2 separate regions of the Mus musculus genome follow, and region 2 is linked to region 1. A link is a loop called in an ENCODE intact Hi-C map of the cell type or tissue named here. Cell type or tissue: gastrocnemius. All regions are shown on one strand.

Evidence for each region. A loop is a pair of places that touch in the nucleus more often than their neighbours do. Peaks named below come from ENCODE experiments on the same cell type or tissue, not always from the same donor. Only the 100,000 strongest peaks of a DNase experiment are listed, where the experiment ranks them.
Region 2: a loop joins it to region 1, with 2.5 times the contacts of the local background. A loop is called at or near these places in 6 of 42 quality-filtered maps.

Annotation. Positions count from the first base shown.
Region 1 is chr4:48,193,182-48,201,181 of GRCm38, reverse strand. Erp44 (endoplasmic reticulum protein 44) reads left to right here. Exons shown (of 12, transcript NM_029572.3): 11 at 4,277-4,379; 12 at 6,473-8,000. The coding sequence ends at 6,574. Among named protein-coding and RNA genes, the nearest start is that of Mir1958, 16 kb to the left of the region's middle. In gastrocnemius, a CTCF peak has its summit at 3,042 (motif pointing right); no DNase peak of the experiment used is centred here.
Region 2 is chr4:47,514,116-47,522,115 of GRCm38, reverse strand. No RefSeq gene overlaps it. Among named protein-coding and RNA genes, the nearest start is that of Gm42283, 23 kb to the right of the region's middle. In gastrocnemius, a CTCF peak has its summit at 126 (motif pointing left); DNase peaks (open chromatin) are centred at 44, 3,113 and 3,394.

The DNA of each region.
Region 1 (8,000 bases):
CATTTTCTTTTATCCATTCTTCAGTTGAGGAACATCCAGGTTGTTTCCAGTTTCTAACTATTACGAATAAGGCTGCTATGAACATAGTGGAGCATGTGTCCTTATTATAACTTGGAACATCTTCTGGATATATGCCCAGGAGTGGTATTGCTGGATCCTCTGGTAGTACTATGTTCAATTTTCTGAGGAACCGCCAAACTGATTTCCAGAGTGGTTGTACAAGCTTGCAATCTTAACAGCAATAAAGGAGTGTTCCTCTTTCTCCATATCCTCGCCAGTATCTGCTGTCACCTGAATTTTTGAAGTTCTTGTCACACACGTCTTTCACTTGCTTGGTTAAAGTTAAACCAAGATTTTTATATTATTCGTGGCTATTGTAAAGGGGTTGTTTCTCTAATTTCTTTTTGGCCCATATGTCATTTGTATAAAGAAGGGCTACTGATGTGCGTGGATTTTGTATCCAGCCCCTTTGCTGAGGTGTTTATCAGCTGTAGGCGTTCTCTGGGAGAAGTTTTGGGGTCACTTACGTGTACTGTTATATCACCTGCAAATAGCCATACTTTGACTTTTTCCTTTCTACCTTGGCTCCCCTTGATCTTCTGTAGTTGTCTTATTGCTCTGGCTAGAACTTCAAGTACTATACTGAATAGATAGAGAGTGGGCAGCCCTGTCTCGTCCCTGATTTTAGTGGGATTGCTTTGTATCTCTCCATTTGGTCTAGTGTTCACTATTGACTTGCTGTATATTGCTTAGATTATGTTTAGGTATGTGCCCTGTATCCCTGATTTTCCCAATACCTTTAACATGAAGGCCTATTGTATTTTATCAAAGGCTTTTTAGTATCTAATGAGATAGTCATGTGATTTTTTTTTTCCTCCGTAGAAAAATTTTAAGTCAGAAAGAACATGGTTATTGGTGGGGTTTGTCCTGCTCCTTCACCCTTTTTCTTGCCTTCTGCTTTTCCTTGTGAGACTCCTAGTTGAACCTCGGGTTCCTGCACGCTAATACACGCTGCATCACTAAGCCACACCTTTACCCCCCTTTTTAATTTTGAGGGAAGGGTCCTCTTGTCCAGTGCTGGCTAGAGTTTGTAGTTCTGTCTCAGCCTCTCAGCTGAGAGTACAGGCTTGCTTCACCATGCCTAGCCTGATAGAGTTTTGTAAAAAGCACATTTTGTTTATCTGGTAATGTTTTTATTATTATTCCCTGTTAACAAGTTGGCTGGACCAACTGAGTATCTTCATCCCAAGAAAGAATTCCTTCTTATGAAAATTTACCTTAGAATTCATCATAGATCTAAGTGGAAAACAGTAAGCAAGGAAATCCTTAACAGTCAGAGGAAGACAAAGTTCTAAGAGCATCAAAAACACTTAGAAAAAAATGACAAATTGGTTTTCATCAAGTTATAAACCTTTGTTCTATGGATGATACTGTTAAAACTTAAACAAGATACAGAGATGACAACTTAGCATATGAGCAAGGTTTCCAGGGTTATTATATAGTCAAGAAATGCAAGGTAGAGTCACAGCGAGATGCTGGTCTCTGGCCTGATGGCACGCCAATACAGATTGATGGTTTCTTTGTGAAAGTTACACATTTATGCAGTACCGACCAATTTCTAGAAACTAAAGTTCATGTAAAAACCTGTGTGCATGTATTTGTCATAGCATTGTTTCTGACTACCAAAATCCTGATAGGATCCAAATGTCCTCAACATAAATGAGTAGACTTCTGTGGTACATATGTTTGTGTGTGTGTGTGTGTGTGTGTGTGTGTGTGTGTGTGTGTGGCATAAGATTAGCAAACACATGAGTGGTTGCCAGGGATCAGGTCCAACTGCAGAGATCTCACCTGGTTTGCAGAGGTAGTAAGAAAACACTGCACATTTGTTAAAATTTAGAGAACTTAGCTGAGCACTGTGCTTAGTGATCTCACGCAGCTGAAAACAGATCTTTAGTAAGTTTAAGACCAGTCCAGCTACATGCTGAGAGTCTCAAAACAAACAAACAAAAAGTTATAGAACTTGAGCTTTAAAGGAAAAATATCTATTGTGTTTCAGTTTTTTAAAATAAACCTAGTTTGTGCTTTGTCAGAGGGTGGACACAATTTACTGTTTGTATTTGTGTTTCACTGTCTAAAAGTAAAACATTGTAAACAAACAAGTTTGGAAGGTGGAAGAGACACACTTAGTGTTCCCGTTAGGAAAATTACAGCCCAAAATGAAAATCGGATAAACTTACTCTAAGAGTCTTCTTGCAGATCGCCACACTGTCTACTCAGACAATTTAGAGCTCTAAATCCTTGCTTTCCTCTGTCTCACGACACGGGGAACGTCAGGTCAGGGAAAAAGCCTGTCTCGAGTAGTCTCAATTTGTCGTGTTTGGGATTTACTCGTTCATTAGCTATTCCTTGACTAGCAGTTCTCCTAGTCTTGGCAGCTTGTAAAACAAACCAGCACCGTTATCTCAGGCAGTTCGAACATTCGGAGTCTGTGGCTTGAATTTTCTACTTCAGCACTTTGCTGTGGCGTGTCAGAGGATGATATCAGAAGAAATGTAAACTGATCTCCTCTCAGTGTTTATCTCTGATGTATGTGCAATTACTTCTGCACCAGAGAACCAAGGCAAGGCATTCTGTCAATACTGCTACCTGACAGTCATTTGTATTTGTAAACTGTGCATTTGGCACCCGCTGCTTCTCTATTGCACTGAAGCTGGTGGGGAACCAACATGGTGTACAATGAAGTTGTTGGTAGGTACAGCTCAGTGGGTGTTTGGAAAGGGGTGGGGGACACAGTACTTCCAGGACCTCAGAATAGAATTTAAAAAGGAAAAACTAGGAACTGGTAATATTTACACAGAGTAGCTGTTCTTGCCTATGAAAACAGAATAAAAACAAGAATATGTAAAAGCCAGGCTGTTGTACCCAAGGAACTAAAATATGTATGGAAGTCCATTTTTGAATCTTTTTTTCTTGTTTGTTTGTTTGTTCATTCGTTTGTTTGTTTCCAAATATATGTGTGCTCTATCTGCATATATGCCTGCATGCCAGAAGAGGGCATCACATCCTAGTATGAGCCACCATGTGGTTGCTAGGAATTGAACTCAGTACCTCTGAAAGAGCTTCAGACAATGCTCTTAACCGATGAGCCATCTCTTCACCTAGAAGTGCATCTCATTTTTGTAATATATTAAAAAAACAACGGTTTTCTGTTTGAAGTATATAATAATCTCTGTAAAAGGTAGGCAAAGGAAAACATTCAATTTCTCAAGAAATTAAAATTAAAATTCAGTTATTACTTATCAAATTGGCAAATCAACTTCATTTTTTTTCTTAAATCATGTTGACGACTTTAGAATGCAAATCTATGGATAGCAAAAAATTGATTAGACTTGTAGGTATCATTTGTTTCCATTTTAGTGGCTACAACTCAAGGAAATGATTCTAGAGAAACCTACTTTGTAAGTGTGCTGCTCAGCATAGTCTGGACCACCTCGGGAGAGGACTGGACTCCCAGAGCTTTTGAGAATCCACAGGCTCTTGCTGGATTCAAATGCTGTGAGACACTCAGTGGGGCTAGTTCTAAAACTGAATATTTTTAAGTAATTTCCTCTAATATTTTCCCCTTTGAACCTCAACATTTTTAGTGTGTTTTTTCTAGGATTTAAGTTTTTTGTTTTATGTGTATGTGTGTGCCAGTAAAAACATATGAATCATTACAGACACACACACACACACACACACACACACACACATACACACACACACACACACACACACACACACACTATTTAAGTATCTACCAATAAAGATAATAAAATATATTTGGGATACAGCATCTTGATAGTATTACCTCTGTTAGTGGTAATTATAGAAAAATTTCAATGAAGCACGTGCAATAATTAGAACATTGGTGCTGAGGAAATAGTTCAGCAGTTAAGAGTCCTTGCTGCTCTTTCAGAGAAACTAGTTCTGGTTCCCAGCACCTACCTGTCTCCTCCTACTGTCTGTAACTCTAGTTCCAGGGGATACAGTGCCTTTTCTGGCTCTCAGATACTAGCCAGCCACTAGTATCAGTATGTACATGTAGGTTCTCAACATAAAATGTAACCTAAAAAGTTAGAACACAAAAGGTGTATCTAGTTGCCTGTAATAGCCATGGTAGGATTGGTAGGATTATAATGAAATATTTCTTTACAGCACTATCAAGTTAGTAAAGTAGAGGTCAGCCTGTTTGGGCAGTTGGAGCTAAATAATTGTTTGCTCTTGGTTTTAGAATTCCTGGAAAACTCAAGCAGTTTGTATTTGACCTACATTCTGGAAAATTACACAGAGAATTCCATCACGGACCTGACCCGACTGACACAGCCCCAGGAGAGGTAGGACTCCTGTGTTGCCAGTGGGGACTCTTCTGTGGAGACCGCCTCAGAGGGGACTTGAGCTAGAGTTGCGGCTCCTGATACCTCTCTGAAGAAATTTGGAGCTGACTAAGACACATTTAGGTTATGCGCCTTTAAAGTTACTTCTTAAAATGCCAGGTCTCCAGAAAAGCTGTAAAGTGCTGTGTCTGGTTTCTCATCATCTAAACTGGGGTGACTGGGTATGACGCTGTGGGGCGTAGCTATACAGGGTTAAATAGAGAAGTGAGAACATAGGATTTGGGAAAGTAGTTGAGAAAGCAGATCAGTGGACTCCCGTTCAAGCTTGCTTTTGCTGCTGAATCCGTGCCCTCGCTGTCCTAAAGCACTGCTCTGTCACCTTGTCCATCCATGCTAAGGGCCTTCATAGTCGCACTGTTGATAGTGTTCAAACACAGGGCTCAGGACAGCTTTCCCAGTGGATAGCTGAATGTTTGACAAGTATTTATCAGTATTTTAAACTAGCTTTTACTCACATGTAAATTCTCAGGTGGCATGTTGTTCTACAGATAGATTCTCAGAAGGACAGACAGACGGGCTTTCTATGTCTCTGCTCTAAGAAAGAGTCCTAAATTTGCATCTTGATGAGTTATTATTTGTAAAGTCTGTGATCATGAAACTAAGAGGGAGATGGTACACATTAAACCCCTTCTTGTTTTATATACTAGGATTTCAGCCTACTGCTTTGTCCAAAGAACTTCTATTTATGAAAGAAAAAGAGAAACTGAATTTTTCCTTGCCTTATTTGGAAGTCAGATTAGGTTCAAAGTCAAGAGTTCTCTTGAGAATCTGATAATGTACTTTATTTGAGAAATGATTGTTAAGCTACTATTAAAGTGGGGGAACTCTCTAATGACAGCATTCCATAGGTAATTGTTTTTCTTCAGCACACAGAGCTGTTCAGTAATCAGTGGCTCGCAACCTTCCTAATACTTCAACCCCTAATACAGTTCCTCATGTTGTGATAACCCCAACCATAAAATGATTTCTGTTGCTACTTTATAACTGTAATTTTGCTACTGTTACTAACTTTAATGTAAATATCTGATATGCAGATGATCATAGGTGACTCCTGTGAAAGGGTCGTTAAACCCTCAGAGTGGTTAAAACCCCCAAGCTGAGAACCACTGCTTTATACAATCAGGAGAAAAAAACCCTAGTTTACTGTATTATAGTGTCCTGATTTGTTTTACTTTCTCCCTTAGACAGTAGACTCCATATATTTTATTTATCCACATTTTTGTACTAAGCCAACTGGGTAACAGGTACATGTTTATAGTAATACCATTTCAGCTTGAGCATGTATCTGAACAGAAAGTAACTTTCTGAGGACGTGAAGCCCGACAAAGTCCAATAGGCCAAGGCGCCTGCTACCTTCTGTTCTCCTGGGCACACGCTCGTATGTGTTAGTGTCCCGTGTGCACATGTCCCGTCCACTGTAGGACTGTTATGGAGTACAGGTGAGCTTGCCTTTGAGACGCCTGCAGTGTGGGAATAGAGTGCAGGCCATGCTGCCTTTCCTTCAGAACTCACGGACATCTGTAGAGTTTCACCGTGTGTTTGTCTCTTGTTGGCGCATAAGTGTTACCAAAGTTCATTACAGCAGTGTTTTCCTCATCTCAGCCAGGTTTTACTGAGTTCTGGCACTGAGATAGTTGATAGAGATCCGCTTCATTAACAGAGTAGGGTGACTAATATCAAGGCAGTCCCTCTTAGCAGTCACTTGTAAAAGTGAAGGGTTAGGACCAAGCTACGTTGTGCTGTCTCTATGGGGTTCTCTAGGAGGCAAGGGTGTTTAGTGTTGCTTCCTTCCACATAGCCTCAGTAACTCTGACAGGCCCAGAGTCAGTGCTGCTGTGGCAGCCATGCCCTGCCTGGACAGTGAGTTCAGGGATGTTTGAAGAAACAAGATAATCTCTTCACCTTGACATATACTTTTCCCTTTTTATTTACTAGTAAATAAGTAATTATAAGGCCACTGCCAGTTACGTAATAGTAATGTATGATAACTCCATAAGATATTTTGGTATCAAGATTCTTTTCTTCTTTTGTAGCAAGACCAGGATGTAGCGAGCAGTCCTCCAGAGAGCTCCTTCCAGAAGCTGGCGCCCAGCGAGTATAGGTATACTTTATTGAGGGATCGAGATGAGCTGTAAAAACTCAAGAATACTGCAAGCCTTTCCACACCAGCAGAGGCTTACGTGGTGGAAATAGTGAACCTATATTTTCATAATTCTATGTGTATTTTTATTTTGAATAAACTGAAAGAAGTTTTGGGTTTTTAATTTTTTTCCTCCCCCTGACTCAATTGCATTGTCATTTAATACAGCCTCTTTTTTACAAAATCTGCTAGGGTTTTAAAGAACAAAATAAAAACCAGAGGCCTGTCTCCACTTTAAATCTGTCCTGGACAGTCTTTATCATGCAAGCGGAAGGTGGCATTGCCGGAAGCACGCCGTTAACTTACACTGCCACTGCACAGGCAAGAGAATCGGCCTGCTCCCTGTGTGCTATCTGCTTTTTCTTTCTTCTTTTCTTTGCATATGGTCAAAATCTATTGGTATTTTTATTATCACATTTCTAAAAGCTAAGGGGATATATATTCTAGGGGCTTGGGAGGGAAATAAATTAAAAATTTCACACTGTGTACTGTGTTGTACTGATTGGTTGGGCATTGCTTATGAGGGTTCCATAGTGGTTCTTCTTGGATTCCTAATGTGTAACTTAAACATACTATGAAGAGGAGGAGAGCCATAAGCCAGAGCATTTGGCAAAGAAATGGAAGTATTACTAAATTTCTATATGTCTGTCTGAGACAACAGCATATGGATGGCATTTAAAACTTTGAATGAATTAACCCTGAAATCAGGAAAGCAGGGACCCTGGTGGAGCAGGTTACCAGCGTTAAACTAGACATTTTAAGGCTTTCTCTGTCTAGAAATTTTCATTTTCAAAGAAAAACTGTATTTCAATTATTGTAAGTCCCCTCCTGTCTTTTGTAGTTTTGTTATTGTTCTGTAGATCAAAAGCAAAGATGTTGAGGAACAAGCGTTTTACATTCTTCTGTCATCAACTGTCTAGGATTGTTAGAGGGCGTTCCCCTCGCTTCCCTGGTTCCCCACGCCTGCAGTGGGCAGTCAGAAGGTCCCTGCCAGGCCTTGCTGATGCCAGAGATAGGAGCAGAGGGAGAAGACTCTTCACGTTATATCAGGAATCCCAGTGCCAGAGGTCAGGCAGGCTCTAAATTGGCTCTCCTCAGGGCCTGGGTGTGGTGCTATAGGCCAAGGTCATTTATCCTTGGGATAAGTCAGTCCCAGTTTGGGGAGATAATATTTTTAAGCTTAAAAGATTGACATGTGCCATTATATGTAGTGTGTAATATATGTAACACCCTTCAATCCTTTTAAAATAAAATGAATATTTATAATGGATATTTAATAACTATCAGCTTCCAGTTCTTAATTATGCATGATTTTGTCCATAGTTTCTGTAGTTTTATTCAGAATAATGAGTATTAATGAGGTGATAAGGGGCTTGTTTAGAATGTCTCACCAGATTGTTTGTGGAGAACTAGGACAGAAC
Region 2 (8,000 bases), 680 kb after region 1:
ACAGTTAGGGAACTCAAGTCCTGGCAACAGCAATAATTTACCAGGCTGGCTGTAGCATGCTCATGGCTGCCAGAAACCTAGAGTTGTAGGAAAGAGATTTAATGGGAAAGGGGCTCCACCTCCTGGTAACAGTCAAAACCAACATTTCCACAGCACTTTACAGTTTATGAATTTAGGATTACAATCATCCTTTGCTCTATATCTTCACCAGGAGGGATGATAAAGTAACCAACCAGACATTAAAAGCTATGGTGCTTACACTTCAGCTTTATGCAGTCTACTGCGAGCAATGACACAATCAAAGAGTAAAGAAATAATATATGATCCCGTTCAGTTCGGGACCTCAGGGTTAGGGCAACTGAAGGAACCTGGCCTGAACCTGGTTCAGTGCTGACCATGAAGGGACAAGGGTGCCAGCTTGTCCCCGCATAGATTCCTGGGTCTGATGTGGATTCTAAGGCCTGGAAACTAAAGCTGAACGTGATCAATTCTTTGTGAGGAATTCGAACAACTTTCCAAACAAAGGGTGTGAACTTAGCCGTACTTTTAAGTACGGATAGAAGTTTGATGGATGTCAAAGAGCCATGTGTGTCCTAGGCACCAAGAACAGCACAAGCCTCCATCTGGAATGAAAGACTATGAGACGAAGCTGAAGGCAAAGTGGGAAGACATCGAAGGGGCAAATGAGGGGCGGGAGCTGGGTGTGGTGGCACAGCCCTGTGATCCCAGCACTCTGAAAACTGAGACTGGAGGGGCTCAAGTTCTAGGTCATCCTGGGCCACTGACTCAAAACCTGGGGGGAAAGAGGCCTGAGAAGTTGATAAAGCGCTTCACCTAGAAACACAAGGACATCAGTTTGATCCTCAGAACTCTCGGTTTTTATAAGTAAACATTTAAATTTAAAAAACGAAGAGGCACAGCGTATGTGCTTGTAATCCCAGTGCTGAGAGGTGAAGACAGGTCCCTGGAGCTCACTGGGCAAACTAAACTGCTAAACTGCTTGGCAGACGCTGTCCTCTGGCCTCCACAGGCATGCGCACACACAGATGTGACCATGCACATGTGCATACACACACACACACACACTACAAGCACAGACAGACAGACAGACACACATACACTACAAACACAGACAGACAGACAGACACTACAAACACAGACAGACAGACACAGGCACACATACATACACACACTACAAACACAGACAGACAGACACAGGCACACACACACACACACACACACACACACACACACACACACACCATGCTCAGAAATCCAGCCGACTCTACATACAGTAACTCCATTCAGAGTATCCTTGTACCTCATAAACAGGACCTCAAGCAATGTACCTGGTCTCAACAGACCTCAAAGATTGTTTGCAAGCCAGATGTGACATGCTTCTGTTCTTGTCCTCATGACCAAGGACGCTGTCGTGCTCAGAAACTCTTGAATCCAACCCACAAATTATCAGCGGTTTCTGGTTTTCTTTGCATGTTGCCGGGGGGAGGGGGGGGAGGGGCTCGTATCCCCCTTCACTGTTCTGAAGCTCAGCCAAGGTTCATGTATAGGATCATAGCCTCCACTTAAGAAAAGGGAGGCCAGAACTTGGATGTATTGCTTCCCTGACCAAACAGCACAGTGAGTCCACGCTCAGAAGACATCTGACAAATCTTCCAGCCTTGTGTTGTGAAGCAAGACCCTGGCAGGCAGAGATTTGTCACAGCCTTGTGGGGAGCTACTAAAGGGGTTGCCACTTGTGCTTTGCCCTTTACTTGGCAACTCTTCCATCCTAGTGCCTGGGAAAATGAGGCCCTCTGTTTGGCCATAAGTTTGCAGCATTGGAGTGGAATTGAATCTGACAGGTAGGTATCCGTTTTCTGTGTGATGAATGGGCTCTTGGTTTCTGCCTCCTCGTCTGGAAGGTCCAGATCCCCAACTGGGGTGGCAGATTCACCAGGAGAAGTGGCATTGAATGGAGAGAGAGGGACCGACCCACAAGTTCCTGGGGCCTCTGGGAATTGGGTTACAAACAGAGTTGAGGACAAGTGAAAAAAAATCACAGTATCTTTTAGCTCAATCTAGATGTTCTTTGAATCAGTCTGCAAGCTCTATAGCCTGGAGATGTGTAGAGATACCAGCCACTGTCAAGAATAAGCTACAGTCATGACTTCCTGTTCTTTCTTTTCCCTCCTCCTCCAGCTAAGAAGGCTCCTTCCTTAATATGATCCACTCCAGGCAAAGCAAAGAGGATAAGATGTGTAGTGTGAAGCTCGGAGCCCAAGTCTCCTCTCTGGCAGGCTTATAATGAGGCCTTAGGCAAAGCCCCAATCCCCTGTTTACCTACCTGCAAAATGGGAAAGTAGCTCCCCCAGGCATGGTTCATTCTCCATATATTTCTATTAAATTACTCCACAGAATGCCACCCCTGTTTTAGAAGCTAGAAATGCCAGGTGACCATGCCTGCCCTTACTCTCCGAACCTCAGATAGGAGAGTGTGTGTTCTAGTTGTTTTTGCAAATGACACCAGGCCTGGCATCCTAACTACCAAGTCTACAAGATGCTCTGACCAAGATGGCTATGGCCTCAAGCCGCAAAAGAGAAGTCAACTGAAGGCTTTAGAGTCAGCCACAGGTCGCTCATAAGCCACGGGACAGCATAAAATCCTGAAGTTCTCTCTCGACCTTTGGTGTGCTCTTCTACAACATGGGAACACCCAGAGTTCTCCGGAGGGATGTTCAAAGGAATCCATGATATGGTTCCTCTAAAGCAGAATACAGAGCTGTCTGGTTCCTAGTAAGTGTCCAGTGATATTCTAGTTCCGCGATGATGGTGAGAAACATTCTAAAGGCAGAGGCCCTCGCACATCATCTAAAACCACGTTCCTCCGGAGAAGCTCCGGGGCCGCTTCGGGCGCTGCGTGGTGACATGCGCTTCTTGTATTTATCCCCCAAGGCTTCCTTTCGGCGGCTTCTTCCCCAGCAGCTGCTCTGTCAGGGGGCCATATGCCACCTCGCTGCAGAGCAGCTTTGAAGAAGTGACTGCCAGCCCCACAGGAGAACTGTGCAGCTGGGTTCGTGGCTCAGGGGCACAGGCCTCCATCACGCCACCGGCAGCCTGCCTGCAACTCCTTGCTGCTCTGGATGCTGTGAGCTCCAGCCCCAGCTCCACACCCCAGCACCTGTTCCTGACCCCACCCCACCACAGGAGCTCCAGCTCTGCACCACATGCTCCAGTCCCTCACCATGAGCCCCATTCCACCACCACCACCCTAACTCCCCACCCCAACACACACACACACACACACACACACACCAGAGCTCCAGCCCTGCACCCTAAGCTCCAGTAAGGCACAAGCACAAGTGGGCAGGGGCAGGAGGCCAGGCCTGGTTCCGGGAGGGGGTGCACATGGCAAGGAGGCCAGCTGGAGGAACAGGAGGGGACAGATGCCATGGGGGCCCGGATTTGTTCCTGCAGGAAGAATTCAAGGAGCTAATTGTCTCATTACCCGGGAACGATGTTCTCTATGGCCCTGCCACGCGGGGTAGAAAGATGCTCTGTGTGTGTGTGTGTGTGTGTGTGTGTGTGTGTGTGTGTGTGTGTGTGTGTGTGTGTGTGTGCAAGCGCATGCGCAGAAGCATTAGTGAGTGGATGGGAAGAAAGAAAGGGGAGGCTGGCCTCGGATTCTTCCAGATCTGTGCTGTAGAGCAACTTCTAGCTTCCAAACCTGGGAAGGAGCTGCTTTAAAGAATTCATCCTCAACAGTAGGGAAACATTCCCGCCACCTCCGTGTTCCCTACATCACCTTCAGGGCAACGCAGCATGGGCATAAACACCTCACACCCTGCCATTTCCCTTTGCCCTGAGTTTGCCATCCCATTCTTTACAGTGTGACAGTCCTTAGGTTCTGGCTTGCTCTTCAGGTCCCCCTTGCTTTTGTGCAGCAATTCTCAGCCCATTTCTGCTTCCTGCATTTGCAATGCTGTGCCCTCTGCCTGCCCAAATCAACCCATCTCCTTCAGCACAGTTGTCAGAGACCAGTTCAGCAGCCCCCCTCTTTTCCTTCAGCTTTTGTTATGTGACTCCTGTCTTTCTACATCTAATTTCAGACTTCCTAGTGTGAAAAGAAAGGTATATAACCTCTGCAGGCCCTTGACTCTCACAGTAACTTCCCACCCACACTGTGGCATCCTTGCCTCATAAGTGGAGGTCCTGGAAAGGGGGCAGGATAACCGCTGGACTCCCTCTTGCTGTGCAACCAGATGGGAGATGGAGAGAAGCTTTTCAGCAGAGCATCTCAATGTCTTCTCTGGGCGAGCTCTGGAGACACAGGACACCAGACTGTTTTTACCAGGCCAGCATTTATGGAAGCAATCTTTGAGAAGTGCCAGTTGCCACTGCTGGGCTCAACCTTTCTAGCCTCCTACTACCTCTTCTTTCTGAGCTGGTACCCTCGTATCCAGCGTACTCATGAATGTGTCAGTAGGAACTGCACGTTTGTGTGTGAGAGAGATGTAGGCACTGGTGTGCCTAATTAGACAGTTGAATGTTATTTTTACTTAACGAGTTTTAAATTTCTTTTCACGTTGTTTTTATATGGAGTGGAGTAGGAGGGTATACAAGTGTCATGCTGCACAAGATCAGAAGACAACTGGAGGGAGCCACTTCTCTCCTTCTGCCTTGTGGGTTCTGGGGCTCAAACTCAGGTTGTCAAGCTTGGCAGTGAGCAAGTGCCTTTACCACTGAGCCATCCTGCCATCTGTCTTCACAGTTTGACTGGCCATCTTAGAGCTGCAAGATGGCTGCTCACGACCAGCCTCACATTTGGGAGAAGAAGGAGGAGGAGGAGGAGGAGGAGGAGGAGGAGGAGGAGGAGGAGGAGGAGGAGGAGGAGGAGGAAGAGGAGGAGGAGGCGGAGAAGGAAGAGGAGGAGGAGGAGGAGGAGGAGGAGAAGAAGAAGAAGAAGAAGAGGAGGAGGAGGAGGAGGAGGAGGAGGAGGAGGAGGAGGAGGAGGAGGAAAGTGAGGAGGGGGGAAGGGGTTGGGGAAAGAGATAGCTCCTCCCTCAGGGAAGAAAAGCTTTCCTGAAATCCCAACAAAGTCTCCACTTGCACAGGCCATGCCATGCTCGTGACTGCCCTCAGATGCAAGGGAGACCAGGAATGAAGTTGTTTCCCTGGGCACAGAGGAATCCCAAACAATGTCAAGATGCTATTGATAAAGAATGAGAAAATGACACAAATCTGTGGATGACTTAGCTCTGACGTCCTCACTAGTAGTGAACCTGAAGCTCTATCAGACATACCCAACTTCTTTATTTCACGTTTTATCTTCATGGTTCATGCATGAAAACCATGCAATTGAGTCACATCTTTTAAAAACCAGGGGGTCAAGTCGCATAATTCTTTAAATTTGTGATTTTGAATCAGCTACATTCATAGCTGCCCTGGGTCATCTGCATAGACTTAGATAGACGGCCCCTGCCATTCTCCACCCTCTTTTCTACACATTTAGAATTTGACTTTTCACTGTGCCCTCCCCTGGCTTCTTGAGAAATGCTCAATAACCCCTAGCACACACTGTTAGGTTAAACTAAATCAGATCTACAACATCTAGCCCTGACTCATCTGAGCCATTGCCTCCATGTCTCGGTTCTTCAGTGGTTGATTATGAACCATTTACAAACCCCCAGCACAGATAGATGCATGCCCTGAGGACTGAGGTGGACTCAAGCATATTCTTTCCGACAGCTGTCTGGCATGTAAATCGTAATGCAGGTGTTTATTGCTAGCTACGTATCCTTTTGAAGAAAAGTCATCTTACATCTTTTAATAGAAAAGACATCTATGCAGATTTTTTTAAAAATCTTACACAAATGCTATAAATTTGATAAACAAATAGAAGTAAGGAAATCAGCCAGAAGTATACTCTGAGTTGAAAAGGTTTTTAAATCATTAAAGAGGATTTCCTTTTTAATGAAGAAATTAGGGCTCGAAGATCAAATACGAAACTCTGCGTTGCTTGTGCCTTAACTGAATCTCCAGGACTACGGGGGTGGGGGCTCTGGAAGACAAAGGTGGGGCTGGGTATGTTGGGTTGATGTCCTTCTCCCCTCTAGATGGTGTGTCTCAGGACAGGGAGCAGGAGCTGGGGCTTCTCTGCACCCCTAGTGGAACCAGCAGCAGTCGTGACTCCTGCCACTCCCTGAACTGCTCGAGGCACAGCGTGGAGAGACGGCCCACTTCCTCGCACGATGAGACTATACTGGAGGTGCTTATGTTTTAAGGTTCTTCTTCTCCTACCTCCCCTCCCAAGACTTCTCTTCCTACCTCTCTCCTTCTCCTCTTCATCTTTCCAATACGGGGCCTCACGTAGCCCAGAATGGCCTATATTCACTATACAATTTGACTTTAAATTTCTGATCCTCCTGTCTCCATCTGCCAAGTGCTGGGGTTAGAGTCCTGTACCACCACACCTAGGTTATGTTATGCTGAGGGTGGAATCATAGTTTGTTGACGAGATTTCTCCCAACTGACTACAGCCCCAGACCCCTGTTTTTACCTCTTTATACTAAGAATAAAAATAGCTAAGCTGAACGTGATCATGTATGCCTGTAATCCCTGCACTTCACAAGTTCAAGGCTAGCCTAGGGTAGAACCTGTCTTAAAACTACAGCACCACCACCACAACAAAATAATGATGGTAATGATGATGATGATGATAATTATAATAATAATAATAATAATAATATAATAAAGGAAAATATTCTGTATTGTGTGGTTGTGAAGAAGGAAGAAGGGAAGGGACAGGAAGTGAATGAGCCCACCCCATCATCTCACAACATCAGACAGATCTCTGTTCCTTTCTGTTTGTTTTTATAGACTGAGCCTATAAAACTTAGAGCCTACTCATGTCACATGACCGCATAGATGAAAGTAAGGTGTAGGCATGGACATCAGGATTTTGACTGCCAAAAAGGAATTTTAGGGTCCATGGGAGCATCCTTACAGGATGGCTGACCCTGTGACATTGCATTAATTATTCAGTACAAGTAACAGACCTCAGTCTTCTCATCTGAAAAGCAGAATCTAGAAATAGTCTCTGAAGGCTATGCACACTCCAGCCCGGTGATTTTGATGCAACTATCTAAAAGCCTATATGGTCTGGGAGAGAATGGTTCAGATGTGTACACCCCTCCCCAATTTGACCCTTTGCAGCTACCCCTACCCTCCCTTCATGCCCTGCCCTCACTACCTTGGGTCTCTCTGGGTGCATCTCCGTCAACTCAGAATTTTCTAAATCTCCTAGAAAAACCGAGTGAGGGTAAGGCTGCCATGCTACTTATGTCTTAAGCATAAGGTGGCCACCCACAAGGGCATGCCAGTGTCTCTGCCTCCTCAAGAGCCCAGAGGGGTCTGCAGGCAAGAGTGGACTCACTCAGAGAAGCCATTTCTGTAATTCTCCACTCAAACTGCATTATCATTCAGGCGCTGAGGAGAGGTATAAACTCCAGTCACGCTAGTTTACATGGCCTCTAAGATTTATTCCCAGAGACAGGCCGTTAAGACTTCCTCCCTTTTATTTTTTTTCTCAGATTCTCCAGAAATTCCCATTCTAGCTTCATTGTTATGAACTGAAAACAGCTATGCTTTGGCCAGGGACTCGGCAATAAATCTGCCTTTAATAAACTGTCAAAAGTTCATCATTTTAGAGACAGTCTATTCTCCCTTCCTCGTCTCCTTTTATACGGTTCTTCGGTATGGAGATGTCACCTGTATAAAAGCTACCAGCTATCCAAATGGTCACTTCTCCATAGATACATTGCTGATAGGAAGTTGGCTCTAAAACTATAGGTCATCCGATTCCAAAGGCCCTGTAGCAATTGAGACGGGTGAAGAGGGAACTGAACTCCAGGCTTGGCCATGACCATGGGCATATCTTCCACGCAGAGCCTTAGTTGCTTCATCTGTATACAGGGAAATCTTGTCCCTTGTCCTATCTATTT